Regions from separate parts of the Homo sapiens genome. Here region 1 is linked to region 2. A link is an interaction called in ENCODE POLR2A ChIA-PET data of the cell type or tissue named here. Cell type or tissue: OCI-LY7. All regions are shown on one strand. Each heading gives the region's core, and the rest is flanking DNA. Links, peaks and the distances in the headings are about the cores only.

Region 1 (17,841 bases), core at 6,827-9,326, 110 kb before region 2:
AAGCAATGGGGAAAGGATTCCCTATTTAATAAATGGTGCTGGGAAAACTGGCTAGCCATATGTAGAAAGGTGAAACTGGATCCCTTCCTTACACCTTATACAAAAATTAATTCAAGATGGATTAAAGACTTAAACGTTAGACCTAAAGCCATAAAAACCCTAGAAGAAAACCTAGGCAATACCATTCAGGACATAGGCATGGGCAAGGACTTCATGTCTAAAACACCAAAAGCAATGGCAACAATGCCAAAATTGACAAACGGGATCTAATTAAACTAAACAGCTTCTGCACAGCAAAAGAGACTACCATCAGAGTGAACAGGCAACCTACAGAATGGGAGAAAATTTTTGCAACCTACTCATCTGACAAAGGGCTAATATCCAGAATCTACAATGAACTCAAACAAATTTACAAGAAAAAAACAAACAATCCCATCAACAAGTGGGCAAAGGATATGAACAGACACTTCTCAAAAGAAGATATTTATGCAGTCAAAACACACATGAAAAAATGCTCGTCATCACTAGCCATCAGAGAAATGAAAATCAAAACCACAATGAGATACCATCTCACACCAGTTAGAATGGCAATCATTAAAAAGTCAGGAAACAACAGGTGCCAGAGAGGATGTGGAGAAATAGGAACACTTTTACACTGTTGGTGGGACTGTAAACTAGTTCAACCATTGTTGAAGTCGGTGTGGCGATTCCTCAGGGATCTAGAACTAGAAATACCATTTGACCCAGCCATCCCGTTACTGGGTATATACCCAAGGGATTATAAATCATGCTGCTATAAAGACACATGTAGATGTACGTTTATTGTGGCACTATTCACAATAGCAAGGACTTGGAACCAACCCAAATGTCCAACAACAATAGACTGGATTAAGAAAATGTGGCACATATACACCATGGAATACTATGCAGCCATAAAAAAATGATGAGTTCATGTCCTTTGTAGGGACATGGATGAAACTGGAAACCATCATTCTCAGCAAACTATCGCAAGGACAAAAAAACAAACACCGCATGTTCTCACTCATAGGTGGGAATTGAACAATGAGAACACATGGACACAAGAAGGGGAACATCACACACCAGGGACTGTTGTGGGGTGGGGGAAGGGGGGAGGGATAGCATTAGGATATATACCTAATGCTAAATGACGAGTTAATGGGTGCAACACACCAACATGGCACATGTATAGATATGTAACAAACCTGCACGTTGTGCGCATGTACCCTAAAACTTAAAGTATAATAATAATAAAATTTAAAAAAGAAAAAGAAAACTGTAAAACACTGACGAAAGAAATTGAAGAGGACACAAAAAAATGAAAAGCCATCTCATGTTCATGGATTGGAAGAATTAATATTGTTAAAATGATGATTCTACCCAAAGCAATCTACAGATTTAACACAATACCTAGGAAAGTAGGAATACCATTTTTCATATAAATAGGAAAAACAATCCTAAAATTTATATGGAACCAAAAATAAACATGAATAACCAAAGGACTCCTGAACAAAAAGAACAAAGCTGGAGGCATCACCCTATTGAACTCCAATATATGCTACAAAGGTATAGTAACAAAAACAACATGGTACTTGCATAAAAATAGACACATAGACCAATGGAGTGGAATAGAGACCCTAGAAATAAATTCACATATTTATAGCCTACTGATTTTTGACAAAGACACCAAGAACATACACTAGGGAAAGAACAGTCTCTTCAATAAATGGTTCTTGGAAAACTGGATATCCATACACAGAAGAATGAAACTGGACCCTTATCTCTCACTACATAAAAAAGTCAACTCAAAATGGATTAAAGACTAAAATGTAAGACTCAAAACTATAAAACTACTAGAAGAAGATATGGAGGAAATGCTTTTAGGACATTGGGCTGGGCAAAGATTTTCTAGATAAGGCAACAAATAGGCAAAAATAGACAAATGGGATGATGTCAAACTAGAAAACTTCTGCACAGGAAAGGAAACAATCTATTGAGCCAAGAGACACCTGCAGAATGGGAAAAATATTTGCAAGCTATTCATTTGATAAGGGATTAATATCCATAATACACACAGAACTAGGACAACTCAGTAGCAATAATAAATAATAATAACCTGACTAAAAATGGGTAAAGGATCTGAATAAACATTTCTCAAAAGAAGACATTCAGATGGCCAAAAAAAATGTGAAAAATTGCTCAATATCACTAGTCATCAAGGAAATGCAAATCAAAACCACAACGAGATATCACCTCACCCCAACTAGAATGGCTATTATCAAAACAACAAAAAATAACAAATGTTGGTGAAGATGCAGAGAAAGGAGAGCCCTAATACACCATTGGTGAAAATGTAAATTGGTACAGCCATTATGGAAAACAGTAGAGAGGTTCCTCAAAAAACTAAACATAGAATTACCGTATGATCCAACAATCTCACTACTGGGTATATAATCCAAAGGAAAGGAAATTAGTATGTTAAAGAAAAACCTACACTGCCACATTTATTGCAGCACTATTCACAATAGCCAGGATATGGAATATTCCTAAATGTCCATCAACAGATGAATGGAGAAAGAAAATGGTATATCTACACAATAGAATACTATTTGGCCATAAAAAGAATGAAATCCTGTTATTCATGGTAACATGAATGAGCCTAGAGAACATCATGTTAAGTGAAATAAGCCAGGCATAGAGAGATAAATACCATTTATTCTTATTCATGTGTAGAAGCTAAAAGAGTAGGTCTCATAGAATTAGAGAGTAGAATAGTGGTTACTGAGGCTGGGAAGGGGGAAGGCTTGGTGGGGCACTTGGGATAGGTTGATTAATTGATATAAAATTACAGCTAGATAGGAGGAATAAGTTTTAGTGTTCTATAGCACTGCAGAGTGACTATAGTTAACAATAATTTATTATATAGTTTCAAATACCTAGAAGAAAGTATTTTGAATGTTCCCAACACAAAGAAATGATAAATGTTTGAGTTGAGGGATATGCCAATTACCCTGATTTGATCATTATACATTATATACATATATCAAAATACTAATATTACACTGTACCCCCTAAATTTGTACAATTATTATGTGTCAATTAAAAATCTTAATTTTTTAAAGTGGGAAGTTTTGCATCATTGTGAGCAGTGTTTTAGGACAGTTTAATGAAGGACTTGCTGTGTTTCAATTATGAATAGCACAATATTCTGGATTTACATTGATATGTTTAATAAATTGAATAAAATATTACCTTTATATTTAACAAATTAAGAGTAAGGAATGGAAACTGGGTGGCCAAAAAAGTGACAAGTGCCCATGATAATGGAGGACTAGTTAAAGAATAGCACAGCCATAAAGTGAGACATTATGAAAGTGTTTTTAAAAGGGTAAGGTGGAGATTTCCAGTTTCTGATTCAGCATATAAGGAGTTTAGAAGTTGCCACTCAGACTTAACAACAAGTAAAAAGCTGAACAAATTGAAAAACCAGCAACTCTTTTTAGTATCAGTAATATTCTATATACACAAATTAGAAGACAGAGCTTAGCCAGGTATGGTTGCACATACTTCTAGTCCCAGCTACTTGGGACACTGAGGAAGGAGAATCACTTGAGCCCAGGAGTTCTAGGTGGCAGTGGGCTATGGTTGTACCACTGTATTCCAGCCTAGGGTGACACAGTGGACCTGTCTCAAACAAACAAACAATAACAAAGATAGTCAGAGTGGATTAAAAAAAACAAACAAGTCCCAACTATATGCTGTCTACAAGAAACCTACTTTAAATATAAAGAAATATATAAATTAAAAGTAAAGGGCTGAAGAAAGATAAACCATGTTAACACTAATTAAAAGAAATTAGGAATAGCTATATTAATTTTAGACAGAGCAGACTTCAGAGCAAGGAAACTTAGCAGGAAGAAAAAGGGGCATTAAATAATAATAAAAGGATCAATACATGAAGAAGACATAACAATCCTTAATGTGTATGAGCCTAACAGTGTCAAAATACAGGAGGCAAAAACTGATAGAACTGCAAGGAGAAATAGATGAATCCACAATTGTAGTTGGAGACTTCAATACCCCTGTATTAGAAATGAACAGATCCAGCGGGCAGAAAATCAGCAAGGACATAGTTAAACTCAACAGCACCATCAATCAACTGTATATAATTAACATCTCTAGAAGTTCCTCCAACAACAACATATTACACATTCTTTTCAAGCTCACATGCAACATTTACCAAGATAGACATATTCTGAGCCATAAAATACACCTTAACAAACTTAAAAGAATAGAAATCATACAGTGTCTGCTCTCAGGCAATAGTGGAATTAAACTAAAAATTCTCAACAGAAACATACTTGAAAATCCCCAAACAGTTGAAGATTAAACAACACAATTCTAAATAATGCATGGGCCAAAGAAGGAATCTCAAGAGAAAAATATAAATTTTTAAAGTAAATTACAATGAAAATATAACTTACAAAAAATTTGTGGGAATGAGTGAAAGCAGTGCTTAGAGGGAAATTTATAGCATGGAATGCATATATTAGAACAGAAGAAAATCTAAAATCATCAACATAAGCTTTAACCTTAGGAAACTAGAAAAAGAAGAGCAAATTAAAAATTAAAACCAAAGTAAGCAAAAGAACAGAAATAATAAAAAATGAAGCAAAAATAAATGAAATTAAAGATAGAAAATTAATAAAGAAAAGCAACAAAGCCAAAAGCTAGTTATTTGAAAAGATCAATAAAATTGACGACCACTCACCAGGCTAAGAAAAAAAAGACACAAACTACTAATGTCAGAAATAATAAAGAAGACATCACTACAGATCCCATTGATATTAAAAGAATAATAAGGTAATATTATGAACAATTCTATGCCCACAAATTTCATATCCTAGATGAAATGGACCAAATCATTGAAAGACACAACTTGTCAAAACTCACACAAAAAAATAGATGATATGAAAAGGTCTATATTCATTAAAGAAATTGAAACAATCATTAATAATTTTTGCAATACAGAAAGCACCAGGACCATATGGATTCACTGGCGAATTCTACCAAACATTTAAGAAAGAAATTGTGCCAATTCTCTACAATCTCTTCCAAATGATAGAAGCTGAGGCAATATTTCCTAATTTATTCTATGAAGCCAAAATTACCCTAATATCAAAACTCAACACAGATATTACAGGAAAAGACCAATATATCTCTTAAACATAAAATCAAAAATACTCAACAGAATATTTGCAAATGGAATCCAAAAATGAATTTTTTAAAATGATAAACTATGACCTAATGGGATTTGTCCAAGTCATACAAGACTGGTTCAACATTTGAAAATCACTTAATGTAATCCACCACATCAATAGACTAGAGAAAAAAAAGAACATAATCATATCAATAGATGCAGTAAAAGAAATTGACAAAATCCAACACCCACTTATTTAAAAAAAAAAAAAACCTCTCTGCAAACTAAGAATAAAGGGAAACTTTCACAACTTGATAAAGACCATCTACAAAAACTCTAAAGCTAATATTATACTTAATGGTGAGAAATTTGAAGCTTTCCTGCCAAAATCAGGAACAGGGCAAAGATGTCTCCTCTCACCACTGCTTATCAACATTGCTCTAGAAGTCCTATCTAATACAATAAGACATAAAAAGGAATAAAGGAGTATACAGACTGGTAAGGAAGAAATAAATTGTCTTTCTTCACAAATGATATGATCATCTATGTAGAAAATTCAAAATAATTGACCAAAAACCCCACAAAAATCCTCAAATAAGTGATTATAGCAAAGTTGCAAGATATTTCTAGAGAATGGCAAATTCAAACAATGACATAGGTTGCCTGTCAACCTCTACAAACCTGTTAGAATAGCCAAAATTCAAAACACTAAAACACTGACAACAACAAATGCTGGTGAAGATGTGGCACAACAAGCATATTTATTCATTGGAATAAATGGAAATACAAAATGGAAAAGCCACTTAGGAAGACGGTTTGATAGTTTCTTACAAAACTAAATAAACTAAATATACTGGGATTATAGGCTCACACCTGTAATCCCAGCACTTTGGGAGGCCGAGGAGGGCAGATCACTTGAGCTCAGGAGTTTGAGACGAGCCTGGCCAAAATGGTGAAAGCCTGTCTCTACTAAAAATACAAAAATTAGCCAGGCATGGTGGCAGGTGCCTGTAGTCCCAGCTACTCAGGAGGCTGAGGCAGGAGAACCGCTTGAACCTGAGAGCCGGAGGTTGCAGTGAGCTGAGATCACACCACTGCACTCCAGCCTGGGCGACAGAGCAAGACTCTGTCTCAAAACAAAACCAAAACAAAACAACAACAACAAAAACTAAATATACTCTTACTATAAGCAGTCATACTTGTTGGTATTTACCCACATGAATTAAGACATTTATACACAAAAACCTGCAAACTGATATTTATAGCAGTTTTGTTTCTAATCGCCAAAACTTGGAAACAACCAAGATGTCCTTCAGTAAATGAGTGAGTAAATAAACCGTGGTACATACAGACATGGAATATTATACAGCAGTGAAAAGAAACTAACTATTAAGCCGGAAAAAGACACGGATAACCCCTAAATGCATATTACAAAATGAGAGAAGCCAATCTGAAAAGGCTACATACAGTATGATACCAAGTATATGACGTTCCAGAAAAGGCAAAAAAAACTAAAGAGACAGTAAAAAGATTAGTGAGGAGGGTGGGATAAATAGGCAGAGCACAGAGACTTCTTAGGGCAGCTAAACTACCTGTGTGATACACCAGTGGTAGACTCATGTCATTATACATTTGTCCGAATGTGTAGAACGCACAACACCAAGGGTGAACGCTAACAAATACTATGGACTTTAGGTGATGATAATGTTGTGTCGATGTAGGTTCAATGATTGTAACAAATGTACCACTATGTTGTGGTATGTCAGTTTTGAGAAAAATTGGGAGTGGAGTGGGGAAGGGACAGGGTCTATTATGGGAACTCTCATACTTTCCACTCAATTTTGCTGTGAACCTAAAATTTCTTTTAAAAATAAAGTGTTTTAATTTTTTAAAAAAGGATTTGGTGGTTCATGGCTCAGTATCCACAACATATGATTGCATGGAGGGAAAAGCATGTTACCAAACAGTAGCTATAGAATGAGCCATTTATATGTGCAAGGATGTCTAGAAGTTAGTAACCAAATGCTTAACTGGTTATCTCTGAAGAGCAGGATTTAAGGGTGGGAGGTGAGATTTGTTGGATGATGAGCTTCTGCTTTCTGCTTTCTATTTTCTTTCCTTTTTTTTTTTTTTTTTTTTTTTTTTGCGATGGTATCTCCCTCTGTCGCCCAGGCTGGAGTGCAGTGGCGCGATCTCGGCTCACTGCAAGCTCCGCCTCCCGGGTTCACGCCATTCTCTTGCCTCAGCCTCCCGAGTAGCTAGGATTACAGGCACGTGCCACCGCACCCGGCTAATTTTTTGTATTTTTAGTAGAGACGGGGTTTCACCGTGTTAGCCAGGATGGTCTCGATCTCCTGACCTTGTGATCCGCCCGTCTCGGCCTCCCAAAGTGCTGGAATTACAGGCGTGAGCCACCGCGCCTGGCCTTCGCTTTGTATTTTCAACACTTCATCATTATTTGAGCTTCTGTTTTATTAGGCATACATTACAGTCATCATTAAAAATTTCATTTGGAATAATCAAAAGAATGAAAAACAAACTGATGAATAAATAAAGGAGTCTTTCCAGGCATGCCTCTCTGGGACTTCTGATTGGTTTTTCTTGCTGCCAAGAAGAAATAATGCCTCACAGCTTGTGAAAGTTAAGCCACATGATCCATACAAATTGATTCCCCTAGTGCCTTGTGTTCATTCCTTCAGCCAGTTTTAATTCCTTCTCACCCTTTTCTTGAGGCCCCATCTTCTCTTCCCTCCAGTTCATCCCCCAAGTTGAGTAGAAGCCTACCTAGGCTTCTAAGTCCTACATTCAAGTCACCCTCTTTTCAGCATCCCCTCTGTCTTCCATCTGCCACCTCCACCCTCAACCCATTCCACCCCCATTATACAAGATGGTTGCATTTCACGCAAAGAATGCATTTCTGGATACCTCATATAATTCAAAACTTACATAATTCAAGCCTACTTTTCCCACAGGACTGAATATAAAGTGTGTGCAGGAGGGAGAATGCAATCTTGGAGTGCATAAATCTGCAAACCTTGTAACATATATTTGCTTTAAGGCTGCTTTTTATTTTCCCTGTATTTTCTCTAATATTTTGAAGTGCTTTCTCTTAAATTAACAGTACAGAACACTGTGGTGGTGATTTGGCCTTCTCAATAGAGATTTAGCACATCTAAGTTCTGTTCTAAAGTCCCCGAGTTTCTTGAGCGTTTGAGTGTTTTACAGTTCTAACACTTAAAGAACTCCTGGATGACCTTGTTACAGCATTATAGGTAGGATATAAAGAGGATCTTAAATTATAACAGCAGCAAATGTTACAATAACTGAAGCGAAGCCATCAGATCGCTCACAGACATTCTCATGCCTGTAAACAGCTGTGGTTCACCAGGCATTGACAGAGGGTGAAGGTGGCTAAGGGGCGCTGCTGAGTGGCCACAGGGCCCACAAAGCTTCTCACCACTCATCCTACCAGCTCTGATAGTGTGTGGTTCTTGATGAAGGCTTTTGAATTGAGAGTGGAGGATTCAAGTTATCTCCAGTTTTGAACATAAAGTGAGACTGATAATATTTTATATAGCAGCAGTTCAAATATACATAACTCCAATAAAAAATGTCATATGTGGAGAAAGATGTCTCCTTTCTTAGCTTGGCATTCAAGGCTCTTCTGCCTTCTACCTACATCTCCAACTTTATCTCCTTGCCATGCCCCTCCTCAACCAGACTGATACTTGTTTTTACCCACTGTTGTGTGTTTTACCAGTTTTAAATGGTTGCATTTATAACATGAAGCTACTACAAATAAGCATAAATAAAATGAAATCATCCATAATTGGATCACACAGAGGTAATTATTGTTAATATTTGGATGTATTTCCTTGCAGACATTCCCTATCTACATGTACAAATAAATTAGAGCATGCATTTAAGGATATTTGTGTGCATAATTTTCTGAACCAAAGAGTTAAAAAAAAATACTGTGCTGCAGCATTCTTCTTCCATCTTACAATGATGTCTTTAATTATTCTTCATTGTCACTTTTAGAGCCTTGTCTAGGCTTCCACTATATTGGTGTTTTATAGCAAATTGAAATCATCCTGTATTTTCTAACATTTACACTATTTAAAAGTTTGGGCTATTGTAAATAATGTTGAAATTAATATTCTTTTTTTTTCCTTTTGAGATAGGTCTTGCTCTTTCACCCAGGTTAGAGTGCGGTGGGGCACAATCACAGCTCACTGCAGCCTTGACCTCCTGGGCTCAGGTGACTCCCCCCACCTCAACCTCCCAAGTAGCTGGGACTACAGGTGTGTGCCACCATGCCTGACTAATTTTTTCTATTTTTTGTAGAGACAGGGTCTCACTATGTTGCCTGGAGTGATCTCAAATTTCTGGCCTCAAGCAATCCTCCTGCCTTGGCCTCCCAAAGTGCTGGCACTACAGGTATAAGCCAGCATGCCCCACTTGAAATTAATATTCTTGTTAAATCTTTGCAGTCTGTATGATGGTGTCTTTAAAATAAATTCCTGTAAGTGGAATTTCTGGGACAGAGGGAATGAAAAATCTCAAGGCTTTAAATATGCATTGTCAAATTGCCCTAGGAAGTGGGAAATCATTTGTTCTCCCTTCTGTAATATCTGCAAGTCATTGCGTACTCATATAATGGGACCTTCTAATTCATCTTTCTTCTAAATTCAGATTGATATAATAAAACCCCCCAAAGACACCCATATTAATTTTATTTTAAAAATAACTTTCCTATTAGTGCAGCTTGCTAGGGAGTCTTAAGTGGACTTTACTCTGCCTTTTTTAGAATATAAACTCTGAGAATGCACAAGAGTATGTATGTGTAAATCCCTCTTGGTACAGGACCACATAGAAACAGGCTCTTAAATGTCAAAAAGCATTATTAAGTGGGCTGATAAATGTCTTTTACTTGCGGGCCTGATGTAAGTTGTTTGTCTTTCCTTGGTCTCCTGTTGATGGCCTTGTTCTTAGTAATGGATGGCGTGCTTGAGTTCTTTTGTGTGTGTATGTGTGTGTATGTATTGTTTTGCCTTGACTGTTTAATTTTCAATTGATGGATATATGCTTCTAGCCTTTTGATGAGTGCATTTTATAAAATATTTAAAATCAATGTATTAATCTGTGGTACTTCAGGGACTGGATATATTAGTGTCCTTGTGGGGACTGAGTCTATTCTGGTGAAAGGTTAAAAATGGCACCTGGTTATTTCTCAAATTATCCAGTACTGAGTGACAGTGGCAAGGTCACTGGTAAATACACACACAATGGGACCATAGTGAGATAATTGTCTCTTCCTACAAACCTGTTGCTGTGTCTTCTGTTTGAGGTTGTTGCCATTTAAAAATGAGCCTCACTCAAAGTTCTTTCCCTTTCAGGCGTGTAACTCATGTCTATTTTGCTTTGTAACAGACTTCCAGGTGTATCAGCAGTTCTCCTCTACCTCCCTCTCCTGGTCTATCTGGCAATCTATTAAGGAATAGCCCACCTATTAAAGAATAGATCCACCTATTTATCTCAGTCATCCACTTAGAAAATGGCCAGTGAGTTAACAAACACATACCAAAAGTCCAGGAAAAAGACACAAAAAATAGTCACAATTACTGTAAAAACACATTAGCAAGTATTATGCTCCTCCTTTGAACACTTCCAAATCCTTCCTTCAAGTGCCAGAGGGAAGTCCCTCTGGGATGCCATTCTCTATATTGGGGCTACTTTCTCTAGGTGTTGGCTGCTGAGGCAGGCTCTTATTAGCAGGTGATTATTACTCTTCTGGGGAGGGAGGAAGGAGCATAATAACTTCACAGCTGTAAGAGGACTCTGAAAGGGAAAGAATTAAATGAATGACCCTTTCTCTCAGGCTCATTCAAATGTAAGAGGTCACTACCTAGAAAGGAGTACTATTCCCCTCCTCACCTGCATCATGATTAATGAAGTTCTTCCCATCAATTGCAGCTTCTAGCCAGCCTACCTTTGAGTTATTATAAATATTCTATTCATTTCCTTGGACGTTTTGTAGATTAAGCCTTGTAGCTGCGATAGGTGGCAGTGAAAAAGAAATCTGATTTTCTGCACAGAGATAGCTATAACATGATTGAAGTTTTGTTATAGCTATAGATAGCTATAACATGATACAAATCCCGACACTGGCCACGGCATTGGCTATGGCCCTATCTGTATGTAAACAGGTCAACATCCCCGAGGTAACCCAGAGGCCCTGGAGGTTCAACTTTCTACCTATTCTGAAATCCTAAACCAATTTTCAAGAGAAGGTGATGACAGGTAAACCATTAAACAAACCTATCTTCCAATCTTTGACAAATGTACCAAGAACATTAATTGGGAAAGGGACAGTTTCTTCAATAATGGTGTGGGAAAACTGAATGTCCATATGCAGAAAGAAAACTTATTCCAAGTTAAAGGACTCAACAGTGGGTAATTCCTGCAGTGAGATGGTGGAGAAAGCAAACACAGCTGATACTCTCAGATGGCAAATGGTGCAGATGCCACCCCAGCCAGGGACTTAGGTAGGCCCTCGCAGATGAACCTGACTTCCCAGAAACAACAAAGTCTTGGACAATTCATTGCCTACAAACAATCTTCTCTCAGACAAGACTCATATTCCACTCTATTTCTTTTTCAGAAATGACTCACCATATTCAAGGATTTTGATGAAGGACCAGTGGTCCAATAGAAACTGGAATGTGCATTACACTTGGGTTGCATCTTACAGCTGCAGCCAAATGTCAGGTGCTAAAGAGCATGTGACATGGATTCACCTTCTGTCTTGTTGAACTGACTCTGCTTCTGGACCTGGGCTGCCAAGATGGAGCCATCTTTTGCAAAATATATCACCACCAGAGTGCTTTGTTCTAATAATGTATTACTCTAATATATCTGCTGCTTTAATGATATATTAATGTAATACATTATCAGAGCAAGGACAACTGATGATATATTATGGGAAGAATGGTGCCATTCAAAAAACGAAAGATTCAGAAAAGATTCATTAGAATTACAGTATAATAGCCAACATATGGGACTCTGGAAAATATAATCTTAGTCTATTTTTTGCAGCTAGATAAACACCTCCGTGGCTCCACCTCCCCACCCCCATCACTCCTCATTCAGGCACTGAATTCCATAAAACATTGGTTGTTACATATTTAATAAACCTTTTATACATACAAACAATGTCTCCCATGAACCTTGGGTCGCTGCAGGATCATCGTATCCAGTTACACTGTTTTTACTAGAAAGTCCTCCTTATTTACCCCTAACCATAGGAAACCAAGTAACATTGACCTCTGGACAGTCAGAATAGCATATCATCTCTCATTACAATAATCTGAACTCCAGCCATTGTTTAACATTAATTATTGCCAAGGCTATAGCATTTTCTCACTGCTTGACAGTTGATCTTCATCCTATCATTAACCTTAGGTCAATTTAATCCCAACCTCCATTTTCAGCACTATACAAACAATTTATTTTTGAATTTTTTCAACCTCACGAAGATAAACAATGTCAGACTGCTCCAATTGTTTTATCCATTATGATGATTAAACATTTTTAAAGACATTCAGACATCAAAATTTAGAAAGTACCAGACAATGAGAGTTCCAGAAATAAGATATCATGGTGGTTTATTTTCCTGTAGAAGAATTATATAAGGAAGGATTTAGAGAGAGCATAAGTTCAGGAATTAAAATATATTTTATTTTAGGATCACTTCCTCTGTATAAGCCAAGAACATTTATAGTCAGCATCTACCATACAAAACTATCCACTATGGTATAGAATACTACATATTTAGTATTCTAAAAGCCATGAGCAAAAATGAGAGCAAAATTCAGATGATTTTATCTGCCTCTAAGATTTTTCTTTCTTCATGGAAATCAGAAGTGTGATCATATAGGAGAAGGGAAGTTAGAATTCCTGCTGAGAAATTTATTTGGTGTTTTCTATTCTTCTTGATCTCATGCTTATATGAAATGCCAGAAATAACAGTTTGACACAGCAAGGGTCACTGAAACAATAGTGTTTAATGCATTTAACTGAAGAGTAAGTAAACATTATAAATATAATCACAGCCAACGCAAGTTAAAGAAATGCTTTGCAGAATTTTTGTTGGGCTCTTCTCTGCTAAGTAGAAAACTCAGGAAAGCATTAATTTGAAAATTTCCAGAGAATAGCCTTTTCATATACAAAAGGTGTTTTTATATTTATATGTAAAATGTTATGTAAGAACAATAGTTAAAGTCAAATAAGTAAGCAAAATAAACATAAAAGGAAAAACCATATAGCTTTATACATTAATAAATCCTTCTTTGAATTTTAGTTATTTGCATGGCTTACCAAGCAATTAAGATAAAGTATAACCTTCTCTGTTACATACAACTTTGCATGGTAACAGAATAATAACATTAAGTATAGATTTTTAACAATTTTCCAGGCTAAACACTGGCGCTTCCTCTGTCTCTTCCTGCATCCACCACAAAGGAAAAACTGAAACGCCTTGCCCTTGGCAGGAAAAAATGAAGACATTTACCTTTTTCAAAACTATTTACTTGAGCAAAATTGAAAGATATGGCATATTGATTTTGAGAAATTTTTTTCTCTCCTAACTTTCCACTGTTTTCCTGTTGCTTCCACACAACTCTCAATGCAGAATGTAGGGCTGAGGGTACTTTGCATGTGCAGGTGGCATTAGGGTATGGTATATCTTATTATCTTGACCTTGAACAATAGGAGATGAATGGAGCAATTCAGATTTGTCTCTGCCTCAGTGATTCCCTGGGAAAGCTTTGTGGTCCCTTTTTGCACCTTTGATTATCAGAAAAGTCAAGGAAAGCAGGCTCCTCTTGGCCTAATGTGTGCACCAGTGCCAGAAGCTTTCTTTTCCAGGAAAATGTGAGGTCCAGGGACAGGGCGGAAGTTCCTCTTTGTTGTTGAACTTAGGAATTGACAATAAAAGCAGGCGGGCAATAGGAAGTCGCCTCTCCCTCCCTGCAGGTTAGCATTCTGCATCATGACCCAGCAGCCAGATCCGTCTGGAGTTCTATGAGAGCTCTAGGACAAAGAGACACAGGGACTTCCTGGAACCCTGAAGAGCCTGGAATAAGGAAATACACCACAAATACCCCTTAGCCTTGGGAGGAAATGATTTTATATTGTAGGGCCTCAAAAGGACTAGAGACTAGAAGGATCATCTGATCACTGTACCATCAATTCCTAGATAATACAAATTTTAGTAGGAAATCCTGGGAAATGAGTTAGAATTATAATGTGAACATTGAGTATAAATTAAAGTACCTCAATTTAACTTTAAGTTGACTTTTTTGCATGGGCCTACTTAGAAACTTTGTTTCAAAATCCAGACAGACAAAATCTTTGTCTTTTTTTCCCTATTCCTCCTCTCAGTTCTCCCTAGACCCCAAAACTCTTAACTTGTAACAATCAGTTATGGGAATCCTTTTTTTAATTTTAATTTTTAATTATTATTGGTACATAATAGTGGCATACATTTATATTATATGTGATGTTTTGATATAGGCATACCGTCTCTAATGATCGAATCAGGGTAATTGGAGTATCCATCACCTCTAGCATTTATCATTTTTTTGTGTTAGGAGTATTCTAATTCCACTCTTTTAGTTATTTTTATTATTGTTATTATTTTATTTGTTTGTTCATTTAGAGACACCGTCACCCAGGCTGGAGTGTGGTGCCTCACTGCAGCATTGAACTCCCAGACTCAAGCAATTCTCCTGCCTCAGCCTCCCAAGTAGCTAGGACTACAGGCGCATACCAACATGCCTGGCTAAGTTTTTAATTTTTTATAGAGATGTTATAGAGATGGAGTCTCACTGTGTTGCCCAAGCTGGTCTTGAACTCCTGGCCTCAAGCAATCCATCTGCCTCAGCCTCCCAAAATGCAGCAGTTACGGGCGTGAGGCACTACACCTGGCCTCTTTTAGTTATTTTAAAATATACAATAAATTAATGTTAACTCTAGCCACCCTGTTGTGCCACCAAATACTAGAAAAGGCAGGGGAGTCTTGATGAGAAAAGAAGGTATATATGTATGAGATCTTCAGCAACCTCTTGTAAAACATTCTTTAGCTAGATCATGCAAACCCATCAAATATAGCTGGCATTGACAGATGTTGTTAAAGATGGGCTTGGATCTCAGAAACCTAACAAAACCCCTCAATTCAATTAATACTGAATTTTAAAAGTTATTTTAAGTGATTTCACAGTCAACACTGAATTCTACTCAGTGATGAATTTCCACACTGTGTTAAAAGCATCTAAATTCAACATGTCAAAGAAAAAAATATGATTACTATGCATACACATCTGCACACCCTCAAAGTATGGAAATTTCTACATAGATTTCTCTAGTTCGTGACAAACTACAGGTGGCAGTCCACCTGAGCTTGCTTACAATGAGGAAGCAGAATCTTGGCATTCACCAGTCCCCACAGTTGCCTTTGGAACAACAGTCCTGAGGTAAACAAAGAATGATCTACATCTTGATTCTTGCAACAAGAATATATGATGACAAATTCTCTTCGAGATCAGGACCACTTTTGGGCAAGTCAATAAAGTAACATCCAGAATCCTGCTGTACTAGCCCCTGAAGGACCAACATGTGACCTCACCCTTGGAAGACTTTGTAAGTTAAAATTCTATAGCAATGGCTGAATTTAAAGTAGAATGTCATAAAACATGTGGGAGTGTGTGTGGGGAAAGGGGAGGAGTTCTTAAGCCTATGGCATTAAAGATATGTCATGCTACACGGTCTTCTCTCCAACTACTGACAAAGAGCCAGTGTTAAGGAAAGAAATGGGCCTCTTAAGCACTGGGTGAGGGGATGAGTTCTGGCTGCAGATGACATTGAGTTGAGCCAGACCAAGAAAATTCTGGGACGATCAAATTTTACTCGAGTGTAGAAAATAAAACCTCAACCTCTCATCGGTGCCCTTTCTTCAAGTTTGCCTTCAGTCATCATGTCCTAAAGCTCACATTATAAACCTGGCCAACTTGGACACAAAACTCCATTTTCAAGAAATTTATGTTCAGTTGTACAAATTGCTTGCACACTTTTTAACCTGCTTTCACAAATGTTGTTCTATACGTTCAAACACAAGCCTGATATGCCATAGACTGTAAGGCAGGTTAAACAGGAAAACATAAAAGAACATGATGTAAAAAGCAAATAAAGTGTAAACTAATCTCTCAACAAGCTTTCATTGAGCACCAACTATATAACCAGCTCAAATAAGTCTTAAACCAAATTCAAAATGAAGTTATGGACACATTAAAGCTCTTGATTACACTTTTCCAAATTGCCTTCTAAGAGGATTCTGACAACTGACGCTTGACAAGCAACATAAGATCTCTTCGCTATATATCTTGCATTAAGTAAAAACCTTAGTTAAAAGAGTGTGTCACATAAATTGTATATTACATGAATCCAATATCTTGTCATTTTAAATCTCTGACATTTTGGTTGGCAGATCTAGTTTATAGGTCACTTGAGGATACAGCCTCACAACTTAAAACAATAGTCACAAGTTAGATAAACGTGAAGATTTTGGTCATTCTCACATATAAGCCAAGTTGCCTATGAGTGTCTCTCACTTACCTCCAATATCTATTGATTTGAAAAATTCCCCACACATCCATGATTCTTATGCAATTATAATACTTATGTCCCCTCCCATATTAAGAGACTCTAGCTCCACCTATACCCTGTGAAGTGAGCGCATGTGCCCATGTTTTTATTAGGCAACCAAACTCTGTGGCCAAACCTGATAGGACAAAGAGAAAATACCCAAGCTGAGCCCATTAGATTCCTCCTGCAGAATTTTGTAGTTGGAGTACTTTAAGAATAAGTCTATTAGCAGTGGGAAACAGTCAAATTTTGAGTCCAAAGTTGGTAGCATGAAAAGTTCATGCTGAAATTCTGAAGGAGGAGAAGTTAAGGGTCACGGATAGGAAGAGCTGTAGAAAGATGAACCAAACAGATATACAGAGTAGACATCACCAGAACTCAAAATATTGGCTGCCTGCTGACTGCCTAGTTCTTGAGAAATCTTTTCTATACCTCCTGCCGTCAGGTTCTAGGAGATCTACATCCTTAACGCACATGCCATTTTTTGATTGAATCAATTAGAAGAGACTCTCTTCAAGTATGTATCTTCCTACCCCAGTTTTAAGATGCACTTCTCCCTCCTCTTTCCTACCACTTTACAACATTTCTAAAATCAGGATTTACCATACAGTCAATATGCATATTAAATGTAATGGAGTTTTTTTCTTTTGAAAAGTTATTAGATTGATGGAATGTGGGTGAGGGTATCTCAGAAGCAGAGACTATATGACACAAATGAGAGAAACCAATAGGGTCAGCTACATGCTATTTACTCCCATGTGCTCAGGTTAAAGGAGCTCCATGTGCTTCTAGGCAGAAATATCTAGACCTTTTATACATCACAAATTGCCAGGGTAAATTTAAGGAACCATGGAGAGAGAAAGCTTCTTTTTTTTTTTGAGACGGAGTCTTGCTCTGTCACCCAGGCTGGAGTGCAGTGG
Region 2 (2,500 bases), core at 1-2,500:
ACGAGGGGAGAAGCCAGTTGATAGGTTGGGGGGAAGAATTGCGCATCAAAGCCTTATATTGTGATCTGTGTTTTCAGTTAGCTATTGATGGGGAGTTGTTTATGGTTTGGTAGTCAGAATATTTACTGACTGATAATTGGCATAAGAAAACAGATAACAAATGCACACACTATTTATGCAAAAGGCCCATGTGGCTATTTTATGGTGGCTTACTGGAGGTCCTGAAACCTGACTTGTATGCACTGTTACCTAGCAACCTGTTATAAAGTCACTGGGGAGTGAGATGCATCCTTAATTTTTTTGTGTGTGCATATTTGGATGTAAATGTAAACTTGGTGACTGTGGCAATGCAGCTCAGGAGAGGAGAAGATAAGTTAAAAGGAAAGGAATACATTTTCTAGAGCGATTTTTTTTTTTTTTTTAATTTTACTTACCCTCTGGTTGGTCTGGCCATACGTTTGATAGCTGCTCTCACTGTGATGCCCTACCTGGCTGTGTCTGTGGATATGATTTAGGGACAAAAAGGCCAAATCCCAGGGAGCTGCGGCTGAGTTTCTAGCTCTTCCCATCATCAAATGTAGTGAAGTAGTGGCTAGTCTCGGGCCTTGTCCCTTGGCGTTATAACGGCGCCATTGTTCTTGCACTGAATTTTTTCCCTGGGCTCTGTCCGTGCACCTGCTGGTACTGTAGGGTGCAGCTGTTTGTGGGCACTGAGTCTGTGAATCTTTGTGCCAGCCAGATCACTGTCTGCAAAACTGGAGCACAGTGACAAATTCAAGCGTGCAGACACCTACTTGTTTCCAAAAGAGAGAAAACACTTGATGCTTTCTTGCCTGGTTATTAAGGGGAGTCTTTCTTGCTCCTTCAACTAAAACTAAGCATAAAGATGATTGAATGGAACCGAGTGGGATTAAAAGTCAGTGGATAGAATACTGTTTTAAATGGACTCTCAATACCCCCCACCCCCATTCCTGTTAGAGGTTTCTTAACGTGCATGATTGTGAAATAAAATCCCTTCTCCAAACTATCAGCTATTCTTCTGACTGAGCCCACACTTAACACTGCTTGGTCCTTCAAAAATAATGCTGCTTGCAAAACGGAGGCTTCCAGGCCCGGCATCGCAGTTGATTCAGGGAATAGTATGGGCAGCTTTCAGGGCTGACAGAAAAATGAATTTTGTAGATTTCACCCACGGTTTAGACTGAGGCAGACCTGAGAGGACTCCAGGCCTGTATGTTCCAGCAGCTCTTTCCTGGAAGCCAGAAAGCATATGCAAATCATTGCATGTCAGGGCAGGTGAGCCAGTGGTCACGTGGCTAGGGTGTTCAGGGAAAAGGTGTTCACCCGACTGCGGAGAGCTAAGTTCCTGCTGATTCTGTGCCTTGTCACCCATAGCCAGCAGCAGTTCTTAACCTCGGCTGCACATTAGCCTTGCCTGGGGAGTTTTTCACAAAATGCCAGGGCCCAGAAATTATGATTCACTGGGATAGGCCCTGGACATTGGTATTTTCTTTAATATCCTCAAATGATTTTAATGTGCAGAATGATTTTAGTGTGCAGCCAGGGCTGAGGACCACTGATGTGGAATATAAACTTGTTACATGGTACAGTATTTTTTGGTACAGCTACGGTTTTCATCAGTGCAGTTTTGTTCCTGTGGTCTCCAGCCGAGACCATGAAACGGGGCATGGTGGTATGAGATAGGCCTGTGGCTTTCACCATAGGTCAAGGTTGACATGAAGGAGAGGCCTGGGTGAGTTGTGTTCATGGAGCCCCAGGTGTTTCCTTGTGGGGCCTCCTGACAGGGGAGTTTCTCCAGTTAAAAAGTCTCAAGATTCAGTGCAGAGCATAAAGGAACTGGGAGGGTCGTCATTATTAGAAGCCTGATTAAAAGTTGCCTGCAGCAACGGCCTTACATCATTTCTTTTTCCGAAAACTACCCTTTTCAAGATATAAAATTTAATTCTAACTCTCCAAATTATAACCAAGCAGTTGACAGAAACTTGGCACTTCACTTGTTGGCTGGGAATATCTTTTTGTCCCTGGTTTTCCAAAATAAAAGATATGTCATTTCAACTATTTTTAATTTGGAAGCCAGCAAAAATTGTTGTGCTGTCTCCCACATCATATTAATTTCGTAAAATTGAGACCAAAATAATTTTAACTAGGAGAGATGGACTTCTTTAAAGCACTAACTTACTTTTAGCCTCACAGAGACAGTTTATGAACAAATGGATATAAGCTAAACTGTTTCTGACTTATTAGTAGCTCATCCATTAAACAGCAAAGGTGTTCACATATAAACGTAGGGTGTAGGTTAATGTGTTTGTGTCATATACTGTAGTTTTCCATTGGCCTTTGTTCTACAACTTCCATCTATTTCACCTGCTTTTAAGCCTCTGCATTTACAATACAGTTTTTGTATAAATGGCAGCTCCCCATCTTGCTTTACCTTTGTTTGTGCTGCTGGAGAAGGAGGGATGGGAGATGCCCATTGAAC

The links. ChIA-PET counts read pairs that join two places held together with the same protein. Peaks named below come from ENCODE experiments on the same cell type or tissue, not always from the same donor. Only the 100,000 strongest peaks of a DNase experiment are listed, where the experiment ranks them.
Region 1: POLR2A ChIA-PET joins it to region 2 with 7 read pairs; 2 of 35 experiments call an interaction of 5 or more read pairs at or near these places.

The regions. Positions count from the first base shown.
Region 1 is chr4:145,981,188-145,999,028 of GRCh38, reverse strand. No RefSeq gene overlaps it. Among named protein-coding and RNA genes, the nearest start is that of ZNF827, 51 kb to the right of the region's middle. In OCI-LY7, for the core only: no CTCF peak of the experiment used is centred there; no DNase peak of the experiment used is centred there.
Region 2 is chr4:145,880,984-145,883,483 of GRCh38, reverse strand. All of the region lies in intron 4 of ZNF827 (zinc finger protein 827), which reads left to right. Among named protein-coding and RNA genes, the nearest start is that of ZNF827, 57 kb to the left of the region's middle. RefSeq lists an enhancer at 1,576-1,655. In OCI-LY7, for the core only: no CTCF peak of the experiment used is centred there; a DNase peak (open chromatin) is centred at 1,313.